Linked DNA regions of Homo sapiens: region 1 is linked to region 2. A link is a loop called in an ENCODE intact Hi-C map of the cell type or tissue named here. Cell type or tissue: MCF 10A. All regions are shown on one strand. Links, peaks and the distances in the headings refer to the core of each region. The heading gives the core; the rest is flanking DNA.

Evidence for each region. A loop is a pair of places that touch in the nucleus more often than their neighbours do. Peaks named below come from ENCODE experiments on the same cell type or tissue, not always from the same donor. Only the 100,000 strongest peaks of a DNase experiment are listed, where the experiment ranks them.
Region 1: it touches region 2 in a loop (13-fold over the local background); 2 of 110 quality-filtered maps call a loop at or near these places.

The regions. Positions count from the first base shown.
Region 1 is chrX:70,025,809-70,034,136 of GRCh38, reverse strand. EDA (ectodysplasin A) reads right to left here. Exons shown (of 8, transcript NM_001399.5): 4 at 6,101-6,280; 5 at 4,599-4,633; 6 at 3,617-3,668; 7 at 609-739. Among named protein-coding and RNA genes, the nearest start is that of MIR676, 7.1 kb to the right of the region's middle. In MCF 10A, for the core only: CTCF peaks have their summits at 525, 1,079 and 3,466 (motif pointing right); a DNase peak (open chromatin) is centred at 3,466.
Region 2 is chrX:68,818,484-68,826,811 of GRCh38, reverse strand. No RefSeq gene overlaps it. Among named protein-coding and RNA genes, the nearest start is that of EFNB1, 6.4 kb to the left of the region's middle. RefSeq lists enhancers at 2,670-3,170, 3,171-3,671. In MCF 10A, for the core only: a CTCF peak has its summit at 3,953 (motif pointing left); a DNase peak (open chromatin) is centred at 3,961.

The sequences.
Region 1 (8,328 bases), core at 298-8,297, 1.2 Mb before region 2:
TGGACTTGGGGAGCGGGCCCAGGGCAGGAAGAGGACAAAAGCAGAGGGAGAAAGGGCTGGGAGAATGACAGCAGGAAGGAGGCAAGAATAGAGGAATAGAAAGATAGGGAAACAAATGGGAGAAAGAGGAAGGAAAGACAGTCAGAAATCTTTTTGAGGTGGAAAGAAAGTCTGCAGGAGCACTATTCATTACAACGTCCGAGCCAGCAGTGTTGAGGGAAAGGGTTCTCAGTAACCCTGGAACTGACTTTCAAAGAATGTACTGAGACCAAGTTCAAGTTTGGCAGTGCAGCCAAACAGCTCAGAGGGTAAACAGGGGCCTGAGGCCCTGCAGGAGGGAATCAGATGGCAGGGTGTGGGAGGGGTCTTTTTCACAGTTTTTCAATAATATTTGGCTAAGGAAAAACAAAACAAAACAAAACAAAAGAAGCTGGCCCCCTCTCTCTTTCCTCCTTTCAACTCCCTCCCAGTGCGGTCCCCCCACCCCCTCACCCAAAGCAGGAAGTTAGCCATTGGATGGTCTTGGCTGGCTCCACAGTGCCCCTATGTGGCCTGCACCGGATCTGCATTCTGGATATAAGAAGAGTTAGGCCTAAGACCGTACTCACTTCTACCTGACTATAGATGAAGTAGGTGCCGTCCACCAGTACCTCCAGCTCCCCGCTGCGGGGATGTAGCTTAAACACCTTGGGGTTCATAGTGATGCGAGACCAGTCATTGAGCACTCCACCTGAAAGATCTCAGTATGAGAGAAGGGCAGTCACTCAGTACATGTCAGAATAATCGAGGCAACAGAAAATAAATACCAAGGAGTTCACAACCCCCACCCCTATCCCAGTGCAACCAGGGTAGCCTAGAAGGCCAAACTTTAAGAAGAGCATTTGAAAGCAGAGAAGCTGTTCTGTTTGTAAAGCAGCTGCCAGGCCTGCTTCAGGGCTCCTGGGCTCTGCCTGTCTGTCTTTATCCTTCCTTTCTTGACCCTTGCATCTGGAAGGGTCTTTAACCAATACCTTCTAGCTGGAATTTGCCGGTGGAGGATGAGAGTGGGCATGCTGCCCTATTTTCTTTGTTGTTATGGGGCCTGCACAGGCAAAATTCAGACACTGAGTGGCAGGCTAGGTCTTATTATTCAATTTTACTTTCCCAGCCAGAGCTCCTGAATCCCTCTCATCTCATAGGTTCATGGGTTTTCTCTTTCTCCTTAAGAGATTCTTTTTTACGGTTCTTCCACACCCACAGCTTTCTGGAAAGCCTCCCTGGGAGGAAACCACTCAGCCCACTGTCTATCTGGAGAACCTTAGGGATTAGAGATGATTCAGACTCCATGGTAACTGGGGCTACTGACCACTAGTACCAGGGCCCCATAGGTGAGAGGGATCCTTATGAGAGTGAAGGATAGACTGGCAGGCTGCAATAGAGCCAGCTGGGAGGATAGGAGCCGAGCCACCCTTGGCAAAGCATCTGTCTCAGCCCCACCCCAGGCAGGGGTGGAGGGGGCAGTCACACTCCTTTGGACAGCGGAAGCCAGTGTGTGAGGATGGAGGAAAAACTTCTCTTTCCATCCTGCAGAAAGAGGAATGTTCCTTCCCACCATGAGAGGAGGACATCCAAGCCCAGGGAGCCTTTTCCCCTCTAAGCCATCCATCCTGCACCCAAGAAATTATATTTTATAAGTCCATCTTTGGCCAGTTTCAGTAGGCCTGCCTGTCTGAGGGGTGAGGAAACAGCCTTTCTGGAAAAGGTGACCATCTTTCCTTGAGGTGGTAAGTAGATGGGCTAGGAGCTGCCCTGGCTCTGTCCCATCAATGGACCACTCTGCATGACGTCCTCCAACCCCTGACCCCATCACTTCTTCTTCTTTTTTTTTTTTTTCTGAGATGGACTGTCACTCACTCTGTCACCAAGGCTGGAGTGCAGTGGTGTGATCTTGGCTCACTGCAACCTCCACCTCCCGGGTTCAAGTGATTCTCCTGCCTCAGCCTCCCGAGCAGCTGGGATTACAGGTGTGTGCCACTATGCCCAGCTAATTTTTGTATTTTTTGTGGAGACGGGGTTTCACCATGTTGGCCAGGCTGGTCTCAAACTTTTGGCCTCATGTGATCCGCCAGCCTCGGCCTCCCAAAGTGCTGGGATTACAGGTGTGAGTCACTGCACCCCACCCCCATCACTTCTTCTGGTAGTACTAAAGGTCAGCACAGACCACCTCTGAGGATTGGCCCAGAGGGGCTGGAAACAATCTTATTATGTGGCAGTGGGAGCAAAATCAGTGGCTGCTAGCACAGAATAAACACTATCCATCTAGATATCCAAACAAATCTATTTTGGCCTGTCTCTGGCCTCCCTGGACAGGTGGGGATCATGGCCCACTCAGGGCCTTGGGGTCCCCAGCAGGACCAATTGGGTTTTGGTGCCATTGTGTTCCTATTTACACTTCTGAGGCTACTAAGTCAGACATGGAGGTGGCAGTCAGGGAAGTAGCTAAATACAGTCATTAAGGAAACTCAGCACAGCCAGTTCAGGACTGACTGAGTTCTTAGAAACTGTCCCCATGTAGCTGTTTTTTTTAACCTTCCTTTACCGTTTCTGTACTCACAACCCCTCCCTTCCACCCCAAGCTCTGTAAGCATCTGGCATCTTGGCTAGCTTGCTGCTTCCCAAGGCTCCTGGGGGTTCACGCATTTTAGGCTTTGTGCACTCTGGGGACTGGACATTATTCCAAAGTGCTGTTCTTTCATGAATGTTCATGTTTCTTTGGGGGAAGAAAATGAACCTAATCATTCAGTGGAGTGTACATACATATCACTGAAGTAGCACAGGGGAGAGGAAAGAGTCAGAAAGATGTAGTTTTGAATCCTGGCTCCTAAACTAACTTGACTAAGAAATATTGGGAAACTTAATTAATCTCTCTGAACTTCACTTTCTGTCTTGTAAAAAGGAGCTCATACCTACCTCATAGGGTGGTTGTGAGGACTGAATGAAATTAAAGACAAAGAAAGTATGCTGAGAACTCTAAAGTATCGTACAAATATGAGACAGCATGATTTATTATGGTATTATCCAATCTCTCTGGGACTCTGTTTCCCCATCTTTTAAATGCAGGGATTACAACAAATCAGTGTTTCTTAACCCCATTAAACATGTTCTCCTTTTTGATAGACACTAGCATCTTAAATTCCCTGGAGATTCTAACATGCCCCACCTTCCCTGAGAGATGCAGCCTGTCTGCCCACCTGTGTAGATCAGACAAGAAAAATTTAATTTTACATAGTTTTACTTTCTATAATTTGTATTGTGAAAATATTAATCTAACTACACATATCTCCATGGTGGCTCTGATATAACCTCCATCCCCTGAGAATGCCTGGGCTAGATGATGTCTCAAGTCCCTTTCAGCTCCGTCATCAGTGATTCTAAAGCAATTTGGGTGTAGCAACTGGTCTTGATGCCAGCAATTGCTCAGGACAGCCAGTAGAGGGCATGATGGAGCAAAGAATGACTTCGTATGCCAACGGTACCTCAGCGGCCTGGGAGGAACTAGGCTGGGTGATTATTTGGAGGCTGGGGAGGAGGCAGGGGAGAAGCTCCTCTTTGGGAGAGAGCCTATTTTGATTCTTACCATTCTTGACTTGAATTGCTGACCCTTGGCCCTGTAGATGCACCACAGCTGGCTGGCAGGATGAGAAGGATAGAGAGTAGTCACTATGAGTAATGGCTGCTTGCTCAGCCACCAGTCCCATGTTTCCATCCTGGTTTCTAGTCTTCTATTGTAATCCAATTCTGATCCCTCTCCCCTGTCTTGGGATGTTACTGACTACATTTCTACTAGAGGGTAATATGATTTTGTAGCTCTACCGCTTCCTAGCTATGTGACCTCAACCAAATGTAATGCCTCTGAGCCTCATTTCCCTAACTGTAAAATGGGGATTATAAGAATGTCTGGCCTCTCTCACAGGGATGTCTGAAGATCAAATGAGGTGATGGATATAAAATTGCCCTGCAAGCCGTCAAGCACTGTGCAGCTGTGTAGATTTATCACTGTGGCCACACAGCTGTAGCAAGGGAGGCTGAGATGAGACAAGGCAAGGCAGTAGAACCTGCCAATAGAGACAGATTAGGAAGCTCAAAGACTGGGAGGAGCTCTTCAGGCCATTAAGGCAGACGCCCAGGCTAGGCTGGGCCTGGAGCTGGTTGGCTGTTTTTCAAGGACATACTCTTCAACTCTTCAGCTCCGGATCCCAGGTGGTCTGAGAGCCGGCAAGGTGTCTGGGGTGGTTGGGGAGTTGGAGGCTCAGGTGAATAGGTCTGACTGGCAGCTTATTTCAGCTGACTACTGGGCCTGGCTATGGTGAACCTGGGGTCTCCTGTGGAATGAGGAAAAATGATCCTGGCAAGACACCCTTTCCTTAGCTAAAAACATGCCCTGGGGCAAAGCTTTTCTATTCATAGAGATGGGAGGGGGCTGTGAGTGAAAACCGTCAGAATCTCCGGGGTGTTCTCATGAAATAAAGCCTCAGGAAATCTAATAAGAAGCTAATTTAAAGGTGGCTCTAGCCTGTGGCTTTCCCTCCTACCCAGGAAGAGAGCAATCCCCAGCCAACCTGGTTTTCTCGAGTTCCAGCTTTATCAGCAGCACCTGCAAAATAGGATAGGACAATCAGAGGGCATAATCTTTTGACTTCCTTTTCCCCTCACCTGAGCAGCTAGTGGTGGTGAGCCATGCTCCCTGCAGCCAGCCCTGTCTGAGCTTTATTCTCCAGGGCTCAGAGCTGGAGGAAGAGTCAGAGTGCACCCCTTCTGTTTCCTGCCCTGACCTTCATCTTCAGTGGGCCCAGCACCCAGCAGGGAAACTTCTGAGTATTGCCTCTGGCCAATATTAGCCCAAGGCAAGCCCCACCGGGCACCCATGGAGAACAATGAGAGAGCATTCCCATCACTGTGTGACCCTGAGGCAATGGCATTGGCTTCTCTAGTGTTTTGCTCCCTTTCTATTAATTTTCTTCATAGAGCCCACTGCTATTTGTAAATATCTTGTTTCTTTGTTCTCTCTTCCTCTAGGAGATAAACTCTATAAGAAAAGGGACCATGTATCAATATATCTCTTTGTATACAGAAAGTGCTCAATATTTAAGGAATGATTGGTTGAAAAAAAATCTCTAACTCCATCTCTTGTGGCCATGGTAACACTGCTGAGCCCTGTGTGAAGTACAAGTTAAAGAATCTGAATCCTGCTGCAGAATTCTTGCCCCTGGAGAAATCAGCTGTAAGGGTCCATTTCTTTAAAGCCCCAAGATACAGGGCAGGGGAGTGAGGAGCAGGAGAAAGAAATAACAACTGACATTAGCCCAGGCAGTCTGACTCTTGTCAACTCCAATTAGGCAGGTTTGGATCTGCATTCATACCTTTCGGATGCCCTTCAGGGCTTAAGGAGAAAGATGCAAAGGGATGAAATGACATTTGAATGGCAAGTGTGGTAGGGTAAGGATCTAGTGCAAGAAGCACTTGGTTCCCGGACAGGACAGCCTTGGTGCCTGGGTTTGCTTCATCCACAGCCTGAGTGACTCTTAAGTTTCTAACTTCTTGACCATTAGTGACTACTTGCTATGGGAAAAGCACTTCAGACTTCACAAGATGAAACTATCCTAGGGCTTGTCATTTTGTTCAGTCCTCAACTTTCTACTCCATAGCCTATTTCTATGCAAACATCAGCATGTGGAGCTAGATGCTGGGAATCACAGAAGATTACATCTATTCCCCACTGGAACTCCTGTGAACCACCAGGGCCTCTGTCTCTGGCTCATATGAGTTTTACTGGTCCACTACAGGGAGGCCAAGAGTCAGGGAGGGCTTGTAACAGAAGGGTTGAGATGGGGCAAGAACAGGTGGCCTGTCCTTGACAGTTTGGTAGATATAAGAAGCTAGAGCAGGCCAGGCCCTACTGGCTTGTCCAATTCCTAGTTTTACACTGGGCTAGGAGATCTGCATCCCTTATTGCACACCAACCCCATCTCCACCGTTTGAAACTGCTCTCAGGATCACCCACTCCTGCTCTCCTAAAGTACTTTAAAGGCACCTGGTGGGGTGGAGAGACAGGGGAACTCACCAGAAGGTCCCTGGAGGCCAGGGGGTCCTTGAGGACCAGGAGGACCTGGAGGACCAGGTGGTCCCATAACAGTTGTTCCTGGAATTCCAGGAATCCCTGGAATTCCTGGGGGTCCCTGGGGTCCTGGAGGTCCTGGGGGTCCTGGAGGGCCATTGGGTCCAGGAGGTCCTGCTTTCTTTCCTGAAAAATAGGATTCAGTGTTACTTTTTTTTTTGAGACGGAGTCCTGCTCTGTTGCCCAGGCTGGAGTTCAGTGGCACGATCTCGGCTCACTGCAACCTCCACCTCCCGGGTTCAAGCGATTCTCCTGCCTCAGCCTCTGGAGTAACTGGGATTACAGGCGCGTGCCACCGCGACCTGCTAATTTTTGTATTTTTAGTAGAGACGGGGTTTCACCATGTCGGCCAGGTTGGTCTCAAACTCCTGACTTCGGGTGATCTGCCTGCCTCAGCCTCCCAAAATGCTGGGATTACAGGCGTGAGCCACCGCGCCTGGCCTCAGTGTTACATTTGTAGTTATTTCCTGTGATGAGTGTACTGTCAGGAGTTCTACAGACTTCTGAGGACACAAAGTCAGCTCTCTGGGAGGCCCTGCTAAAGAGTTGGATACCTTTATCACACATCTCTGTCTCCCTGTCTCCGTCTGTCTTATGCTTTCTCTCCCCTCCCCCCACTCCCTTTTGTGAATATGCATTTACAAAGCTAGGTTTGAGCATATAGAAATAAGTGGCCCTCCAGGAGATCAGTCTGTGTCTGTGGGGAAACAGACACAGTCATGGGATAGTAGAAGTGCTACCTTAGTGGGTAGGGACCAAATGCTGAAGAGGTCAGAGAAGGTTTCAAAAAGGAGGTTACATTTCAGCTGAGTCCAAAGGATGAGAATTTCTCTACCAAGTGATTAGACCTATGGGTCACTTTGTGGTTCTTTTTAGAAAGGGCTATTGTTGAAGAATGTGGAGCTTTTATGTTTACTGCCCAGTTTGGTGGACTTGATGTCGATAACAAGAGGAAGCCGTACAGCCTGGCCTTAGGAACAGTATCAGCTCCAGGAAGGTTCCTCCAGGAGTCAGGATGTACAGGAAATGGGGGTTGGGATGGGGACAGTGCTAGTCGGGAATGAGGAATGGGAAGGAGTTTTGGAGATGGGGGAATGGAGAAGGAGGAAGAGGGGCACGGAAAGAGGAGGAGGGAGAGAGAGAGATATTGAGAAACAGGAAAGAAGCAGAGACAGAGAGTAGAGGGAGCTGAGGAGGAGGCAGCAAGTTTCACTCTCTCAGCTGACCTCTGTAAACTCTATTTTAAAAGATCTCTGGGAAAGGAAATTCTGCAAACTCCATAGTAACATGTTCCAATGTTTATTGCCCCTCACTGCTCACTGTTAGGAAGTTCTCTGGTATATTAAATGATGTCCCTCTTGTGGCAGTTTAAGCTCTTATTCTATTTGTGTAGACAGAGAAGAATATACATATACATAATAATCCTTATATATGAAAAGAAATTAAGTTACCCACCAACCCCTATTTCTATAGGCTAAATAATCCAGCTTCCCAAAGTCTTTCCTCAGAAGTCCCATTCTCAAATGTATTATTAATCATGCCCACCAACTCTTCCCCCTTTCCTCCTTGCTATCCTTCTAGAACAATCTCGACCCTCCTATTTCATATTCCAGTCCTTTCAACATTCCCACCAGGATGTAGTTATCTTAAATGAGTCATAACTGTGGTCTTGAACCAAAACCTCCAGCTCTTCCTGTTGACTTCCTCTGCTCTGTGCAGCTCCACTCAAAGACTACATGTAGGCACAGGTCTTCTTCCTTCCTTCACCACCTTCTCACAATTTTATGGAAAGTTTCAGGAATGGAAGCCTGTTTCCAGACTTCATCACAATGTCTTCACCTGAGGTAGTTTCTTAGTTTTAAATACAACCTTCTCTAGTCTCACTAAAAACCTTCTTACTGACTCTGACTTCTTGCTCCCCAGACACTTAGGCAGGAGAATCTTGTCCTGATTTATCAGGTCCTCCCTTAAGAACAATGCCTCATGGCCAAGAAACCCAATCCTCATGGCAATGCCACTCAAGAGGCCATTTGTCTATGTCTAACCACATCTGCATTTGGAATGAAACCATGGGGTCATCGTGGGGTCTCTTCCTCAGAAAGGAAGGAAAGGAAGGTCCAGAGAACATCTCTCCCAGAAGAGTCCCTGTAGCCTTAAAGACCTAGAGGCATGAG
Region 2 (8,328 bases), core at 99-8,098:
GCCAGTCTTGGGAAACATGGGAAGACAAGCAGTTCCTGAGTGTGCCAGCACCTAATCCCGGTGGGCAGGGTGGCAGAGGAAATGAGAAGAAGACTCTTTATGTCCAGACCTGCTCCACATGCTACTTATCCCTGCTCACAGCACAGCCTTTCTGCCTCAACCTGCCCACACCAGCTACAGGGGCCTCAGGAGCAGAGCTGAGCCTACTCCCTGCCATGGCTAGGCCAGTGATTCCAGGTTCCCACCTCCTGACCCACCCTGGCGGGGCCTCAGATGTAATGATTCAGGCCCCCGAGGTAGGGAAAAATTACTCCCAAGGGAGCCTGAGAGGAAGTCAGGATCTGTGAGCAATGGGGGCCCTCTCATCCAAGCCCTCCCTATACCATTGGCAGTCACTCCCCACCCATTTCTCCCAGGTTACTGTGTCATTACAAACACATCCACGCACGTGCTCACACACACACACACACACACAACTATCAGGTTTCAAGTCCACCAGCATTTCCTGAGCAGTGCCTCTGTGCTGACCTCTGAGCGGGGCCATCCCTGTTGACACAAAGAGCAGCTCCAACAAGCCCTGCCCACAAGGAACACCAAACACTGATACCTGTATGTGGGGGATCCTGGACCCAGAGATGCAGGAGAACATCTGGCAGCTGCAGGAAGCCTCGGGCATCGTGCAGCCCTGGGAGAGCAGAGCTGCTCCTTCTGAGCTCAGCTTCCCACACCCATGAGCAGCAGGGAGGTATAAACTTCAGAGCCACAGAGTTCCCTGCTTATGAACTGTGTCTCCTTGGGCAAGTCAGTTCACCTCTGTGTGCCTCAGTTACTTGTCTGTAACCTAGAGGTCGTCCCTCATTCACAGAGCCGTGGTGACGGGTGAATGAGACAATGCATGTGAAGGGCTTAGTATCATGCCTGGCCCACTGTGGTACTTACTAAATGGAAACTCTTACTCTTCTGCAGAGCCTCCCACAGAGACACTCTCATCCCCAGTCACACACGTTCTCACCTGTTCACACATGCTTTGTGTGGCACATGCACATTTTTTATCTCCTCTCATATTCTCACACACTTGTACATATATGCACACAAACTCTCATTCTTTCTCACCTATCCATTTATTCAGCAGAAGGTGGCAGGACCGGGTACTGTCCTCGTGGAATTTAAAATCTAGCCCCCAGAGTTTCTCATGTTCACTATCATCTACACATGTGTATGAACATGCACACACCTTTCTATTTCTGTGGCCCTTGTCCTTGACTTCTCCCTGCCTGCCTTGCACTCTGAGACACAGAGAGGTGAAATAACTCACCTAAGGCCACCCAGCCAGGAAGTGGAAAAGTCAGGATGTAAACTAGGCCACACTGATATACCAAGGCTGTGGAAAGGAGTGTGTGCCAAGGTGTGGGCCTGGGAAAGCCAGCAGGCCCAGCCAGAGCTAACAGTTAGAAAAGCAGACTGAAGAGTCAGGGAGCAAGGATCCTAACTTGAGGTCCAAGGCATTGCCAACTGGGACAACCCAGTGGGGCTAGCAACCCTCTCTCTTGTCTGCAGTCATCTCTAGCCTGCCCCATGCCTCCTATTTTCCTCCTAGAAGACCTACTACCTGTACCTGCACATCTCACATACACTGGCACCTATTCCCTACAAGGAGAGGGAGAGCTACCATTTATTAAACACCTACTGTATGCCAGGCAGTGTGGCTGGGTGCTTTCACCTGGTGCTCTATTATGTTTGTTTAATCTTCACAACATCCCTGAGGTTGATATTGATAGACCTGTTTTAGAGATGAGAAAACTAAGGCTCCAGGCTCAATCTGGCTGCATCCTCTGCTCCACCAACCTCAGTCTGCAAAGTGCTCTTTTGCTCAGCCAGCTTATTCCCACCACCCCCTTCTCTGCTGTCCTTCCCTCTGCCCACACTTGCCTCCTAGCTGAGACCAGCTGGGGTCTATGCTGATCTTGGGTTGCCCTTTCTCTTCAATGAATACTTTGCTTTTTTCCAATTCACCCTATCTGTAGGTCAGTCTCTGGGCAAGCCTGGGGTGGGACCTGAGACTTCCCACTCTTCCTCCTTTCCCCACGTGGCTGCATCATACCCCAGGGCTAGGTGAGATCTAGCCTCAGGCGGGTAAGATCTGGAAGTCTGTTTTCACTGCACCCACGAGAGTTCCCGGTGGCTGGGGAAGAAGGGGGTCGTCCCAAAGGCCAAAGGTTCAGCCAGACTCTCTCCCCAGCCCTTCCCTGTCCCTGCCCCAGCTGCATGCCTGGTTTATGGGTATTTGCACTGAGATCATCTTGATTTGCCAGATGCTAGCCTGTGTCAGGTTGATGGCAGAATGGCACTAGGGATGGGAGGAGCCCCTCTCTCCCTCAGATGGGTCTGGTCCCCCTCCCTCCTTCTCTCTTTATCTCCTCCTCATACCCCTTACCCCTACCCTGGACTCCTAGACATCTGTCCCAAAGCCTCAAGCTCCATGCAGGCAAATGACCTGCCCCCCTGTCCCTGTAAGAGCCTGAAATAGGGCATCTGAGAGCCAGAGCATGGCTTGGTGTGCATAACAGGTGGACAAGCCTCTGAAGGGCAGCTGGGACCCTGGGCCCTCAGAGGCCTCATCTTCAGAAACCCCTGCCCTGCTGGGTTTCACTGATCTAGGCTCAGTTTCCTCCAGTAGTGCCCCTGTCCTCTGCTCTCCAGCCCAGCAGGAGGCAGCCTAGGTAAGGGTAAGCCTGTTGCTCTCTTGCTCTGGTTACCTGGAGAATGTGCAAGGCTAGGCTGGGCCATTCATCACTGTCAGGGGCACAGGAATTCGAGGGAAGGGAGCAGCACCTGTCCTCATCTGTCACTGACCCCAGCCTAGCTCCTCATCTCAGAGGGCCAGTGGGCCTGGGGGAGGGCGATGGGATGCATCTTTGCCAGGTCCTCCTCCTGGTTCCCGAGTGAACACACTAGACACGTCAGGCCCCACAAACACCGGGAATAAAGTTCCTATGGAGGAACACCCCAAGCCGAGAGTGCATTTGGGCAACCGAGGAGCAGAGGGAAGGACAAGCTGCTTCCTCAGTGCTCCAGCCCCCTAGCTCTGAGCCCTCTCTGGACTCCGAGCTAGCATCCTGCCTCCCACCCAACCATGGAGGTTAAAGGGTCAGGTTCTGGGCTTTCTTGGCTGATAACCCCAGGCCTACCAGGAGAGAGACCACGAGCCTCTTGGGGCATCCCGAGGACAGAATAGGGGCTGGACCCAGCTGGCCAGATAACCACTGGCAGATATATGGCACCCAGGCCCACCACCCTCCAGCTGCCCCTCAGCCAACCCAGCCAGGATGTCTGACACCTCCCCTCCCCACTCACAATTTAGTCTATCTTGGTTTAGAGACCTTCCTTCCCACCTTCAATGAGGAAGGTCCTGGTAAGGGCCCAGTCTCTAAGCCTTTAGTCTCTCAACCAAGCCTTCCCCGCCCCACCCCCACCAGACATCCTCCTCTCCAGGGCTGCCCAAAGAAGTGTTGGGGTGAGGCTGAGGCCCTGACAAACCTCGATTGACAAACCACTCAGCATCTTCCTCGCCAGGAAGCCAGCCCCTCAGAGGAACATCAATCTCCCTGGCCTGGCTTGTTTTTCTTCCACAGCCTTTCTCCAGGACACAAAGCAGAGCCTGCGGCAGCCCCTGCCTTAACTGGGAAGGGTGGGGTGTGGAGAGGGAGGGAACTTTCCTCCTGGGATCGGTGTCCCTGGCAGAGGTGCAGAATACAGGAAGTTTGGGAGCTTCTGCACTAACTTAGTGCCTGAAGGAATTAGGGCTCCAAAGACCAGGGAGGGAGAGGGTGTGATCTTAGAGGTGAGGAAAAGAGGCAGTAAAAGAGGTGAGGAAAAGAGACAGGTTATTGAATCAAAGTGGTGGAGTCCCCAAGCAATCTTTTCCGCTCCCTAGTAGCCTGCCTATTTCTCAAACTCTGTCGACCTCTGATGGCCAGCTAAGTATTTGCATCCCTAAAGCTGAACCAGCACTGAGCCTCGCCCCCAGCAGCCGAACAGAAGACCGGGACACGGCCAGCTTCCGGTGCTGGCCTGGGCTGAGCTAAGCCAGGAACGCCCTCGTTTCTCCCTATCCTCCCTCCAGACACTGGAAGTTAATCTATTCAGGCCTGCCTGAGCACCCACCTCCTCTGGACAGCCTTCCTGGAAGGCCCTAGCCCACAGGGACTGTTCCTCTCTTTGAGCTCCATATTCTGACTGTACTGCCCGAGATCTCCACTTGGATTTTCATTATTTGTGTACATCTTAGCTGTCTCACTAGATACTAACCTGGGGCAGAAACCACTGACTGCTTCTCCTTTATCTTTATGCATCAAGGCCAAGCATAAGGATGGGCATACAGGAGGCACTCCACAGATGCTAATGGTGATGGTGATGATGGCAGCGGTAGTGGTAGTGACAGCCACTATTTATTGAGCACCTACTACATTCCAGATTGTTTGTATCCATTTTCTCATAAGAAACTCATTCTATATACAGACGAGGAAACTGGTGCACTCAGAAGCCAAGTGACTTAAATAGTGTCTCCCATCCAGTAAGCAACAGAACCCAAAGTTTTATGCAGGTCTCTCTGGCTCCAAGCCACAAATATCTACATCAGCCACATGCCAGACACAGCCTTTATTCCTGGGAGGGACACGGAGATGACTGCAGCTCAGCCCCTGATGTCAAGGAATGGTGTTGGCCACAGCAAAGACTTGTATGCTCCATGGAACATGGAGGGACTAGCTCTGCATCCTTCCTCCTGCTCCCCTCTCCTCATCTCAGGGAAAGTCTTCTCTGGTTTCACCATTTGACAGAAGGACAGATTGCCCAGGCCAGATGAGCAGTCTCCCAGATCCTGTCACACACAGAGGCTATAGCTAATTAGGACACTCCTACAGACATCAGATGCGTGAAAAAGTCAAGAATCCAGGACCGAAGAGGGAGATTCCAACAGAGATCCTGCCAGTCTCTCCCAGGAATAAGCATAGGTGAGTCCAGTTCACAAACACTGCTGGGCCTCCCCTGACCCTGGCAGGTTCCAGGACCTGAGACTTAAAGAGATGAGAGAGACACTCAAGTCACTTCCCCTCACCACATGCCATTTCCAGTTAGCCACCAATCCCAAACCAACAAGCACGTTTGAGTAGAGGGCTCACCAACCCCACCCTCACTCTTGTCCATGGCTCCCTGAGACATTTTGTCTCTCTCCAACCTGGTGATCTTGGAGGAAACTGAGGCAGGTCGCCCTTACCTTCTCCCCTCCCCATGGAAGCCACTCACCTGAGACTCTCTTTCAGTCACTCAGTTCTTAGTAGTCGTTGGTGTGAAGAGTCAGCTCTGGCTAGTAAGGAAAAGAGCCCACTGTGGGGGTCTGAGGTGTTCCAACCCTCCTCTCCTTCCCTTGCCTGCTCCTACCATTCGTGTTTTAATGAGGCCCTGGCTTGGAGTTAATAACCCTGAAAAGCAGGCAGCCCAGTCAGGTTCCCAAGCCTATTCTGCAAGGACCCGAGCTTGCAGGTTTCAGGATGGACTTTCCGTGGACACTTTATTACGGGGTTTTATGTCCAAAGGGGATGATTGGTAACACCTGCTTTTAAAAATGTCCAGGCTGAAATTGCTACAGCTAGGCAATAAGGTCCAGGAGTCTGTGACTGTGATTACCCATTTTTCCTCCAGTTGGTGTAGTACAGAACAGCTTCCTGCAGGAAATCTCAGCCCTGCCAGCAGGGCCTTCCAGGGTCCACTGCTGGGCATGAGCACAGTGGTCTTCCTCATAGGGGTGTGCGTGCCCTCGCTGGGCAACTCAGCTTCCATCAGCAGCTGACAACTTCCCTATCAGCCCGGCCAATTGCTAAGCCTGATGGGTGTGCACATATTGCATGTAGCCTGCCACACAGAATATTTGCACTCCAGGAGCTCATTAGGGAAGATGGGCTCAGGTGCTGCCACCTAGCATATAGCAAAACTCCCACTTCTGGAAATAATGTTTCCAGGAGTCTTGCCTGAAAGTGTGCAGTCCAGTGAATTCTCTTGATACCTTCAGTGACCCCTTGGATTAAGTCAGGCCACTGGAGTCAATGGTGCCCAGATGGGCATTGTGGGGGCACACTCCACCACTGCAGGTCAGGAGAGAACCATGAGTGGGACAAGGTGATACACAGTCCTGAGTAGTCTGCGGCATTCCCTGCAAGAAGCTGAGAGCCTACTTCATAGGATGGTGTGAGGGTTAAATGAGTGAGACATTTATATAGCAAGCGACATGGAGGTCATAGCCCTTATTCGCTGTCTTTTTGATCTCTTCACATATTTATTAGCCATTTGTGTCTAGTCTCATCTTTGGGTATTTGTCTCCTTTGCTTTTGTGATTTTTAAAATTAACTTGTAAGAACAACTTACATATTAAGAATGTTCATTTTTCTTGGAACTTTCTGAGGTCTAGAGCCCAAATTATTATTATTATTATTATTATTATTATTATTATTATTACTACTACTACTACTATTATTATTATTATTATTTTAGATGGAGTCTCCCTCTATCGCCTAGGCTGGAGTGCAGTGGTGCCATCTCAGCTCACTGCAACCTCTGCCTCCTGGGTTCAAGTGATTCTCCTGCCTCAGCCTCCTGAGTAGCTGGGATTACAGGCATGCTTCTCTCCTGGCTAATTTTGTATTTTTAGTAGAGACAGGTTTTCTCCATGTTGGTCAGGCTGGTCTCAAACTCCCGATCTCGGGTGATCCGCCTGCCTTGGCTTCCCAAAGAGCTGGGATTACAGGCGTGAGCCACCGCACCCGGCCATTATTTTTATTATGTTACTGTTTTTCAGATTGTTCATTTTTGGTTTTGGTGGTGGGTTTTTTTATTTTTTATTTTTAATTTTTTTGAGATGGAGTCTTGCTCTGTAGCCCAGGCTGGAATGCAGTGGCACAATCTCAGCTCACTGCAACCTCCGCCTCCCGTGTTCAAGCAATTCTCCTGCCTCAGACTCCCGAGTAGCTGGGGTTACAGGCGCGTACCACCAAGCCTGGCTAATTTTTGTATTTGCAGTAGAGATGGGGTTTCACCATGTTGGCCAGGCTGGTCTCGAACTCCTGACCTCAGGTTATCCACCTGCCTCGGCCTCCCAAAATGCTGGGATTACAGGCATGAGCCATTGCACCCAGCCTGTTTGTTACTTTATAACAGTTTTATTGCAATGTAATTTATATACCATAAAATTTGCCCCCTTTTTGGAGACAGAGTCTTAGCTCTGTCACTCAAGCTAGCATGCAGTGGAGTGATCACAGTTCACTGCAGCCTTCATCTCCTGGGTTCAAGTGATCCTCCCACCCCAGCCTCCTGAGCAGCTGGAACTACAGGTGTGCACCACCATGTCTAGCTTTTTTTTTTTTTTTTTTTTTTTTTTTTTTTTTTTTTTGCTTTAAAACAGCAAACATTTATTATGTCACACAGTTTCTGAGGAGCAGGAATTTAGTAGTGGCTTTGCTGAGAGGTTCTGGTTCCAACTCTCTCACGAGGTTTTGGTCAAACTTGGCTGAGGATGGAGCCATCGGAAGGCTTGAGTGAGGCTAGGGGATTCCAAGCCCACTCACATGGTTGTTGGGAAGAGACCTCAGTACCTTGCCACATGGGGATCTCCCAAGAGTTACTCATGACATGGTAGCTGGCACAAGACAGAGTGACCAAGATGTATTTTATAGTCTCATCTTGCAAGGAATATTGATAATGTAAAAAATCAGTTATTCATATATGTGTGGGTCTGTTTCTGGACTCTATTCTATTCCCTTGCTCTATTTTTCTGTCTTTGTACTGATACCACATTGTCCTTTTGTTTTTCTTTTCTCTTTCATTTTAGAATCAAGGGGTATATGTGTAGGTTTGTTACAAAGGAATAGTGCATGATACTGCGGTTTGGGGTATGATTGAACCCATCACAAGTAGTGAGCGCAGTACCCTACAGGTAGCTTTTCAGCCCTTGCCCCCCTCCCTTTCTCCCCACCTCTAGTAGACCCCAGTGTCTGTTGTTCCCATATTTTTTTATTTCAATAGGTTTTTGGGGAACAGGTGGTGTTTGGTTACATGAAAAAGTTTAATAACTTTAACGGTGATTTCTGAGATTTTGGTGCGCCCATCACCCAAACAGTGTACACTGTACCCAATGTTTAGTCCTTTATACCTCAGCCCACTCCCACCCTTTCCCTGAGTTCCCAAAGTCCTATCATTGTTAGGCCTTTGCATCCTGATAGCTTAGCTCACACTTATGAGTGAGAACATACGATGTTTGTTTTTCTATTCCTGAGTTAC